Linked DNA regions of Homo sapiens: all the other regions are linked to region 1. Evidence: chromatin contacts called from ENCODE Hi-C or POLR2A ChIA-PET data. All regions are on one chromosome and are shown on one strand. The core of a region is the stretch at or near the end of the contact, and the rest is flanking DNA. Distances in the headings are between cores, read along the strand shown. Region 1 overlaps CLSTN1 (calsyntenin 1). Region 2 overlaps PEX14 (peroxisomal biogenesis factor 14). Region 3 holds the start of CENPS-CORT (CENPS-CORT readthrough).

Region 1 (3,330 bases), core at 299-2,798:
AGCACTTTGGGAAGCAGAGGTGGGCGGATCACCTGAGCTCCGGAGTTCGAGATCAGCCTGACCAACATGGAGAAACCGCATCTCTACTAAAAACACAGAAAGTTAGCCGGGCATGGTGGTGCATGCCTGTAATCCCAGCTACTCGGGAGGCTGAGGCAGGAGAATCACTTGAACCCAGAAGGCAGAGGTTGCAGTGAGCCGAGATCGTGCCACTGCGCTCCAGCCTGGGCAACAAGAGCGAAACTCTGTCTCAACAAAAACAAACGAACAATAATGGTGACCTCACAGAATGAGTTAGGAAGTATTCCCTTTGCTTCTGTAGAGAATTGGTGTAATTTCTTCCTTAAATGTTTGGTACAATTCACCAGTGAACCCATCTGGGTCTGGTACTTTTCGTTTTGGAAGGTTATTAATTGTTGATTTAGTTTCTCTAAGAGATACAGGTCTATTTAGATTGTTTGCTTTTTCTTGGGTGAGTTTTGGCAGATTGTATCTTCCAGGGAATTGATAAATTTCATCTAGGTTATCAAATTTTTAGGCATAGAGTTGTTCATAATATTTCTTATTTATTTACTTTTGAGATGGAGTTTCGCTCTTGTTTCCCAGGCTGGAGTGCAATGGCACGATCTCAGCTTACTGCAACCTCCGCCGCCTGGGTCAAGTGATTCTCCTGCCTCAGCCTCCCAAGTAGCTGGGATTACAGGTGCTTGCCACCATGCCCAGCTAATTTTGTATTTTTAGTAGAGTTGGGGTTTCTCCATGTTGGTCAGGGTGGTCTCGAACTCCTGATCTCAGGTGATCCATCTGCCTCGGCCTCCCAAAGTGCTGGGATTACAGGTGTGAGCCACCGCACCCAGCCTCTTATTTATTTATTTATTTATTTTTGAGACTGAGTCTCACTCTGTTGTCTAGGCTGGAGTGCAATGGTGCAATCTCGGCTCACTGCAGCCTCCGCCTCCCAGGTTCCAGCTATTCTCCTACCTCAGCCTCCTGAATAGCTGGGATTACAGGAGCATGCCACCACACTCCTGGCCAATTTTTTTTGTATTTTTTTTTCTTATTTATTTATTTTATTTTATTTTTATTTTTTTTTTGAGATGGAATCTCACTCTGTCGCCCAGGCTGGAGTGCAGTGGCACGATCATGGCTCACTGCAAGGTCCGCTTCCTGGGTTCACGTCATTCTCCTGCCTCAGCCTCCTGAGTAGCTGGGACTACAGGCGCCTGCCACCACACCCAGCTAATTTTTTTTTTTTTTTTTTTTTTTCTAGTGGAGACGGGGTTTCACTGTATTAGCCAGGATGGTCTTGATCTCCTGACCTCGTGATCCTCCTGTCTCGGCCTCCCAAAGTTCTGGGATTACAGGCGTGAACCACCATGCCCAGCCCCTTTATGTATCTTTTTAATCCATGGGGTCTTATAGCGGTGTTCCTGTTTTCATTTCTGATACTAGGAATTTGTGTCTTCTCTCTTTTTTTTTCATAGTTAGCCTGGCTAGAGGCTTATCAGTTTTATTGATCTTTTCAAAAAACCAGCTTTTGGTTTTGTTGGTTTTCTCTATTGAGTTCCTGTTTTCAGTTTTATTGATTTTTGTTTCAGTTTTTATTTCATTTTCTTCTGCTCTCTTTGTATTTAATCTGCTGATCTTTTTCTAGTTTCCTAAGGTTGAAGCTTATATGATTGATTTTAGCTCTTTCTTTTTTTCTAATATATGTATTAAATGCTTAAGTTTTCCACTAAGCACTGCTTTCACTACATCCCACACATTTTGATAAATTATATTTTCTTTTTCATTTAGTTCAAAACATTTTAAAACTCCTCGATATTTCTTTGTTGATCCACGTGTTACATTTATGTGTGGTTTTTTGTTTGTTTGTTTATTTTGAGACGGAGTCTTGCTCTGTCACCCAGGCTAGAGTGCAGTGGCACGATCTTGGCTCACTGCAACCTCCGCCTCCCGGGTTCAAATGATTCTCCTGTCTCAGCCTCCCAAGCAGCTAGGACTACAGGCACCCACCAGCACGCCCAGCTAATTTTTGTATTTTTAGTAGAGACGGGTTTTCACCATGTTGGCCAGGATGGTCTGGATCTCTTGACCTCATGATCTGCCTGCCTCGGCCTCTCAAAGTGATGGGATTACAGGCGTGAGTCACCGCGCCTGGCATTTTTTTTTTGTTTTTTTGGGAGATGGAGTCTTGCTCTGTTGCCCAGGCTGGAGTGCAGTGGCGCGATATCGGCTCACTGCATAGTCTGCCTCCCGGGTTCACACCATTCTCCTGCCTCAGCCTCCCAAGTAGCTGGGACTACAGGCGCCCGCCACCATGCCCAGCTAATTTTTTGTATTTTTAGTAGAGACGGGGTTTCACCGTGTTAGCCAGGATGGTCTCGATCTCCTGACTTCGTGATCCACCCGCCTCTGCCTCCCAAAGTGCTGAGATTATAGGCGTGAGCCACCGCGCCCGGCTCCCTGGAATTTTTAACTCTCAGAGTTCTGCACATTGAACTCCAGCAGTTTGTCGATTACAGCTTAGGTTTTCCTACCCTGGCACCGGTTCCCATGGAGGTTTCTGCTCTGTAAATTGTGATTCCTTGTGTATTTGCCTGTGTCTCCAATTTTTAAAATTTATGTATTTTTTTCTTTTTTGAGACAGGGTCTTGCTCTGTCACCCAGGCTGGAGTTCAGTGGCACGATCAGGGCTCACTGGATCCTCGACCTCCTGGGCTCAAGTGGTCCTCCCATCTCTGCTCCCTGAGTAGCTGGGACCATGGGCGTGCACCACTATGTCTGGCTAATTTATTTTGATTTAGTAAGAGATGAGGTCTCACTTTGTTGCCAGAATGGGCTCAAACTCCTGGGCTCAAGTGATCCTCCTGCCCCGCCCTCCCAAAGTGTGCTGGGATTACAGGTGCGAGCCATCACACGCAGCCTGTCTCCAATTTTGGGGGGCAGCAATTGCCTTGTGATCTCACTTCTCTTAGGGATCTAAGAATAGTTCTTGATTTTTCAGTTTCTTTGGCTTTTTTACTTGTTATTAGGACAGATTAGCAACTTCTAATCTCCTAACATGCTGTACTGGAAACTGGAAGCCCCAGCATCACATTTTAAAATGTACAATCCAGTGGCATTTAGTACATTCAGCATTGTGCAACTACCACCTCTATCTAGTTCCAAAATGTTTTCGTCATCCCAAAAGAAAACCTCATGCCCATTAAACAGGCATTTGCTACTCCCTTCTGCCCCCAGCACTTGGCAACCACTAATCGGCTTTCTGTCTCTATGGATTTACTTATTTTGGCTATTTCATATAAGTGGGGGAATCATGTGATACGT
Region 2 (3,330 bases), core at 571-3,070, 700 kb before region 1:
AATTAACAATAATAAACACAAAAACAAAACAACTTAGCAGTGTGTTCCCCCAACACTGAAATATCCCATTCCTCAAGGCCTGGCTTCAAGTTTCCCAAAAGCCATCCCTAAGTGGCCCTCGCCCTCCGCAGAGCTCTTCCTGCTCTGAATAACTTGGGGCTCTCTTCTACGCCCAACCAGGCAGCTCTGCACCAAATGATACACAATGTTGTGCTATTTGCTAAAATTACATACAGTCGTGTGCAGTTTGCTCTTATTTCATATGTATAAATGCCTTTTCTTCCCAAAGTAAAACACGTGAATTACTCAAGAACAAGGTTTAGTTTTATTCCTCAATTGTCTGTTCCCCATCCTCAGGCCTGAGCTGAGCTAAGCTGAGCATGCAGGAGACAGCAAATACACATGGCCTGAGAAAGCTCCCTCCCTGTGGAAGGGCTGACTGCTGTGTGTTTTCACAAACCGCAACACCACCACACTGAGCTGTGGGGCTTTCTGTGCAAGGGGGCTGCCCATCTTGTGCCCCCGCCCTGCCACACGAGTCCTCAGCGGGCTCCTCTGCCTGACACCCTCCCAACACCACTCCCAGGAGGAAGAAGCAGTTCACACAAGACCACGCGACTCAGCTGGTGCCCCCGTTTAATCAGGCTGCTGCAAATGCTTGGCCAAAAGCAATAAGGGCATGACTGAGAGACTGTGGGAGTTTAATATAAAAAATTTAATAAACAAAAAAGTGGGGGAAGGAGAAAGGGTCTACCTTTTAATAGGGCCCTAATTACCCAACTCATAGGATCAGCCCAAATGAGATGGGAGTTTATTTCGGGGGTTTTTTTAATTATTATTTTATATATATATATAAATTGCCGCTATGTGTTTTCTTTCCTCTGAGCAATTATGCAGCAAGTACGTAAAGAGGAGAAAAAATATTAATTAAATATAAGGTAATTGTGGAGTTGGCCTGGAGAGAATGAGTCTGAACTCTGGACGATCACAGGCTACTAGGGTTTGAAGACTGCTCAGGGCCTCCCAGAAAAGAAAGAAATAAAAATACAACCAACCAACAAGCAGATGCACAGTACAGCAGGAAGAGCAGGGCACAGAAACACTAGCAGAGCAAGGGGTCTGCAGGGCTCCAAATACCAGAAATCAGTGAGCTGGCCAACTGCTCAGGGCTCCCAAAGAGCTTGTCGAATCAAGCCCCAAAAGATGGACTGGCCACTCCTCCGATGACCAGTTAAATGGGTACATCAAAATTTGAAAAGAGAGAGGAAGGAAAGGACTGCAGCGGCCTATGGTGTTCAATCTGCACTTCAGTCTAAAACAACCACAACTTCGGCCTGAGGGGCACTGAGGCAGGCCCCAGGGAAGCAGGCAGACGTCCGGAGAGACTAGCAAGGTGGGGCCTCCTGGGCTTTCCCACCACCATGACCTCAAGGAAGGAACTGGGCAATACCAAAAGAGTGAAACGAGGCCACCGTGGGAGTGCTGGGATATAAGCCCGTAACTGGTGACGTAACAGCAGGTGACATGAATGACAACACTGCTCCCCTGAAACAGTCCCAGCAGTGCTTGTATCACCTCGGCCTTTCTACAGACAGCTCAACTGGATCCAACTCGCCCTCAGCCTGGGAAAGCCTTCGTACACACTGGAATTCAGACGTGTTCATACCCGCTAAGTCCCTCACGTCATCTCCTCCCGCGACTGCCAGAAGGGGAGTGAAGCAGAACAGGTGAAACCACAGGCCCTGCTGAAACAAAGCCTTGGCAGTACAGCCCTACGCCTGCTATCGCTACGCAGGAAGAAAAAGCTCTGAAAAGTTAAACCTAGAGCTGGCTCTCCCATCAAACTTATCTGGTTTATACAGAGCCAGTCTTACTACCCAGCCAAGAGGACTTACAGCAGGCCCTGAAAAGCAAAAAAGAATGAAAATGGGGTGGGCAGCCTGGGACTCTGGCCACCAAATGAAAAGCACTTGGGAGAGAAAATTACCTGCAGTGCTTAATAGGCCTCTTCCCTATCCATAGTCTAAGAAGACAGCGTTGGGAATGACAATCACACAATTACTGACCAGGCAAAACCAGAATTCCATCGCTTACCTGTTCTTTAAAGACCACTGAGGCGCTCGCACCCTGAGGGGCAGAGCAGAGGGCGGCTACTTCAAACAATCTAGAAGCCCAGCCACCTCACTCCACCTCAGCCTCCCACGGGCGCAGGAATCTCACTAATTACTATTGATCAGCCACAAACAAAGTGGTGCAGGACCATCTGGGGTGGATGCTTTTAGTCCTAGAAAGGACCAGCCTTTACTAAGGAGAGATCTCACTCGTCCCCACACGCGAGAAGAGAAGTCAGAGGTCACTGACAGAGGCAGTCTCTAGGTAACAGCTACTTTTAAAGGGACACTACTGACGCAGAACCATAGGAACAGAAGGTTTCTTTTCACTCGCGTGGCATTTTAATTACTAGAAAGTGATACCACATATCTTGGGTACTTACCAGCGGCTCTCGAGGCAGCACATTTTCACTTCCTGGAGTAGAGCTTGGCTGCAGAGAAAAATGGAAACAAAAATAAGATCACAGTGCCACCCAATGGACATCAAAAAACCAAAGATGTTCCGTTCTCAAACGATGCACGCTGGCACCTCTTTCTCACATCTCTCACTGGTTTTTCACGACACAAGAGTATTTTGCAGTGGACTACCTGTAAAAAGTAGCCCAAAGAGTCTGAATTCACCAGGGAAGATGAAGACTGTTTCTGGGTTCACTTGTCACACCACTCCAAGAACAAGGCTTGGTTCTGCTCAGGAAGGCCCACGATCACCTACTGAGCAGCAAGGGCTGGGGACCATCCCAAAATCCACGGGAAGAGTAGAGTCCAGAGAAAAGGCCTGAAGAGAGAGCACAACACCTCCTCTTTCTGCCACCTCCCCAACGTCAGGGGACTGGGAAGAAAAGTCGCGCAGCAGTGGAGAACCAGATTCCACCACCAGGGGGCCCCAGCTGCCCACGCTCAGGATTTTCTCTGGGCATCTAGTTTCTGGAGCCCAGAAGCCAGTAAACTACACAGGTTCCTATTCATCACCTGCCACTAAGGACACCACCCCACAATAGTAAAGAAAGCCCCAGGCTTAAATCCTTCTTGGAAATAAGCTAGTGACAGGCTGGCATATAAGCAGACCAACCTCCAGGCGAGCAGGCAGCACTGTGGCCGAGGCCCTGGCTCTAGCCCGTTTCCTCTTCCTTGGGGCCACTACCTCACCCTCACAGGCGCCTTCGACCCTTGACTGATCTGGCCAAAATTTAGAGAAAGGGAGAGGCAGAGGTAGAGACAG
Region 3 (3,330 bases), core at 529-3,028, 630 kb before region 1:
GAGGCTGAGGCAGGAGAATCTCCTGAACCTGGGAGGTGGAGGTTGCAGTGAGGCGAGATGGAGCCACTGCACTCCAGCCTGGACAACAAGAGTGAAACTACGTTTCAAAAAAAACAAAAACCAACCAAAAAAAAACAGGGTAGGCAGGACCAAAGATGACTAAATGCAATGCACCATCCTTAACTGAATCCTGGATGAAGGAAAAAAGACAGTTAAAAGAAACATCTTTAGGACAAGTGGGGGCACTTGACAATGCACATTCAATAGAGTTTTATCAAAATTAATTGTCCCACTTCCTGAGTGGGACAATTTATTGAAATGATGTAGTAGGAGAATGCCTTTTTTTTTTTTTTTTCTGAGATGGAGTCTCGCTCTGTCACCCAGGCTGGAGTGCAATGGTGCGATCTCGGCTCACTGCAACCTCCGCCTCCCGGGTTCAAGCGATTCCCCTGCCTCAACGTCCCGAGTAGCTGGGATTACAGGCACCTGCCACCACACTCGGCTAATTTTTGTACTTTTAGTTGAGAGGGGGTTTCCATGTTGGCCAGTCTGGTCTCGAACTCCTGACCTCAAGTGATCTGCCCACCTCGGCCTCCCAAAGTGCTGGAATTACAGGCGTGAGCCACCGCGCCCAGCCAATGCCTTGTTTTTGGGAGATGTGTACTAAAGAATTAAAATGTAAAGGCGAAGTGTCAAAATATCTGCAATTAATTCTCCAATCGCGGGGCTGGGAGGGAAGCATGGGAGCAAACAGAGCAAAATGCTAACTAGTGGTGAATCAAGGTGACGGGCATCTGGGCATTCTGTACCGTGTTCTTGCAACTTTTCTGAAGGTTTGAACTTCTCAAAAGACAAGGGGCAGGGTAGACAGCTGCTGCAGTGTAACTTTGTAGAGAGGAAACTCCCGCGTCTGGAGCTCATTCCCGCGTTTCTTCAGTCCGTCCTCTTTAAGGTCGCCACTCCGGGTCTTGCTTTTAAGCCTCTTCACGGCAACGTTCTCAGCCTCTGACGCCCCATATGCCCGGCGCTGATGAAAGGAACGAATGGGATGCCCGCAGCTACCCTGACAAGTGATTATTCTTATGACGATTTTGCAGAGAAGAAAATTGCGTCTGGGCCGAGTCGATACGATCACAAGTTGGCGGGGCAGAGATTCGAACCCACATCTAAGGACGAGCTCTGGGCCTGACTGGTCCGCACCGCGTCCCTGCATCAGTAACGAGGGGTCGACGCCTCCAGGGCCAGCGTTCCAGAGCTCCGGCCCGAACCGCCCACCGCGTACGGGCGTCACCTGGAATGTCTAATGCCGACGTTGTACCCTCACGAAAACCCCATCTGAGAAGGGGAAACCGAGGATTCATCGCAAGGCCAGAAGGTGGCCTCTCGCCGCCGGACCCCGGCGCCCGCACGCTCCCCTAGAACCGCTTCCTCCCCAGCCAGCGCAGGCCAGGGTCCAGCCGCGTTGCCGCGGAAACCGCCTCCCAGCACCACCCGCGGCAGTTAAGCCAACGCATGCGCAGCCGCGGGGGGCGCCCGGGGGCGGGGTGCCGATGAGAAGCCGCCGGGGGCTGCCGGGTACTTTTCTGTCCAGAAACTCGACGCCGTCCTGCCCCAGCCCAGCCCGACCCCCGTTTTCCTGTACCTGTTGGTAAGAGAATCGCTGCTGCTCCTCGGTCTCCGCCTCCTCCTCCATCACTGCGGGCCGACCCTGGGCAAACGCAGGAGGGCCGAGAAGGGGCGGTGGTGCGCGGCCAGGTCGGATTTTCCCGCCGCGGCGCGAGCGACGGGCCGCGCGGGCGGACAAAGTACGCAGCTCCGCCCTGCCTCGCGCGCCCCCTGGCGGCGCTCCGTTGAGGGGATTCCGCCGTCGGCCTCCAGCCAGCCCCCTGCTCAGCTTGCTCTGCGGAGGTGGCCGGGCGACGCGGGGACATGACCACCGAGGTCACTGCTGCACCCCAGAGCCTGATTCAGCGCCTGGCACAACGCTGAGCACCACTCTCCGCGAAACACGTGTGCGCATAGGTGCAAAGCGTGTTCCAGTCGGGTGTAGAGGATGCGTAGCCCACGATTTACAGATCATGTAACGCAGTACACATTATCAGGAGCTCCATGCACCTGTACCTCAGGTGTATCTTGCAAAATCGACCATCAACTTTATCATTCTATCACCAACAATAGCGTCACAAAGACTACAATGAGTGAACGACCCGTGACCTCATTCAGCGAGTGGAACAGGAACTGCGTTGTTGCCATTGGCAGGAGTATAGTTCTGACACAAGTGTTACTGTTTTTCCTTTATGTTAACGATGAAGTGAGACCATCAAACCCAATTTTGGTTTGTTTTTATTGTAGTTTTTTGAGAGGCAGGGTCTCACTCTGCCGCCCAGGCTGGAGTGCAGTGGCACCACCAAGACTCACTGTAACCTCCACCTCCTGGGCTCAGGTGATCCTCCCACTTCAGCCTCCCAAGTAGCTGGGACCACAAGCCTGCATCAGCGCACCTGGCTAATTTTTATTTTTTGTAGAGACCAGGTCTCACTATGTTGCCCAGGCTGGTATCAAACTCCTGGCTTCAAACAATCATCCCACCTCAGCCTCCCAAAGTGCTGGAATTACAGGTGTGAGCCACCATGCCCTGCCTGTATTTCTAGGTTTTTGTTTTATTATTTTTTATTGCCTATATTTCTGTATTCTGCATTTGTCACAAGCAGGTGCTACTTTCAGAACGAAGGAAAGCACATAAAGCCACTCCTTGTCTTCCTTTCCCAGGGACGTCCCTCAAGTTCCCTAAGCTTGCCAGGGGCTGAAACCCAGATCAAAGCTTTTTGGAGGAATCAGCCTTCTGAGGACTTTCCTCTGCATCTGCTCAGTGGGTGGCATCTGGAAATGACAGGCACTTCTCGCCTCTGTCCACTGCTCTCTGTGGGCATCCCAGTCTACCTGGACAGTCCTCCTGCCCAAGCAGGGCAAGCCTCTGACGGATTCCCCTAATGGGCAGCATGGGGCTGGGCAGGGCAGGCCATCCAGAGTGAGACCAAGCCTGCAGCAGGAGAGAAGGCCGGTCGCTGGTTGGTGAGCAGCCCCATTTAGAGCACACTGTGGCTGCAAAGCCCAGCTCCCTCCCTTGAGCCTGGTGACCCCAAGCAAGTCACAGGACGTGGCCAAGCTTCATGTCCCTTATTTATCAACTGGGGACAGTAGTTCCAACTTCACAGGGCAGGTGTCAGGTTTTAAACAATTGCCTCACATAAGAGCTAAAGAAATTGTAACAATTCGTCCCAGGAAGTTCCTGTGCTTTGTACCTGTGTGTTCCCTCATTTTAAAGCAGTT

The links. A loop is a pair of places that touch in the nucleus more often than their neighbours do. ChIA-PET counts read pairs that join two places held with the same protein, here RNA polymerase II (POLR2A). Pooled maps may share reads with other maps.
Region 2: a map with no recorded cell type shows a loop between it and region 1 (21-fold over the local background). The contact joins two enhancer-like sites. A Hi-C loop is called at or near these places in 1 of 37 single-sample maps with no recorded cell type. POLR2A ChIA-PET finds 5 or more read pairs at or near these places in 1 of 52 experiments (naive thymus-derived CD4-positive, alpha-beta T cell).
Region 3: a loop to region 1 is called in a pooled map, with 3 times the contacts of the local background. The contact joins the promoter of CENPS-CORT here to the enhancer-like site in region 1. A Hi-C loop is called at or near these places in 1 of 50 pooled maps. POLR2A ChIA-PET finds 5 or more read pairs at or near these places in 4 of 52 experiments (A673, HCT116, OCI-LY7 and 1 more).

Annotation. Positions count from the first base shown.
Region 1 is chr1:9,798,494-9,801,823 of GRCh38, reverse strand. All of the region lies in intron 1 of CLSTN1 (calsyntenin 1), which reads left to right. Among named protein-coding and RNA genes, the nearest start is that of CLSTN1, 24 kb to the left of the region's middle. Within about 2 kb of position 1,548, at least 4 of the 41 ENCODE cell types and tissues checked have a DNase peak (open chromatin) inside an H3K27ac peak, as active enhancers do.
Region 2 is chr1:10,494,486-10,497,815 of GRCh38, reverse strand. It overlaps PEX14 (peroxisomal biogenesis factor 14), which reads right to left. Exons shown (of 9, transcript NM_004565.3): 2 at 2,495-2,542. Among named protein-coding and RNA genes, the nearest start is that of PEX14, 21 kb to the right of the region's middle. RefSeq lists an enhancer at 2,328-2,387 and a silencer at 2,850-3,144. Within about 2 kb of position 1,820, at least 20 of the 41 ENCODE cell types and tissues checked have a DNase peak (open chromatin) inside an H3K27ac peak, as active enhancers do.
Region 3 is chr1:10,428,881-10,432,210 of GRCh38, reverse strand. It overlaps CENPS-CORT (CENPS-CORT readthrough), which reads right to left and starts at 1,778. Exons shown (of 4, transcript NM_199006.3): 1 at 1,643-1,778. The coding sequence starts at 1,693. It overlaps CENPS (centromere protein S), which reads right to left and starts at 1,778. Exons shown (of 5, transcript NM_199294.3): 1 at 1,643-1,778. The coding sequence starts at 1,693. RefSeq lists an enhancer at 1,131-1,180 and a silencer at 1,431-1,680.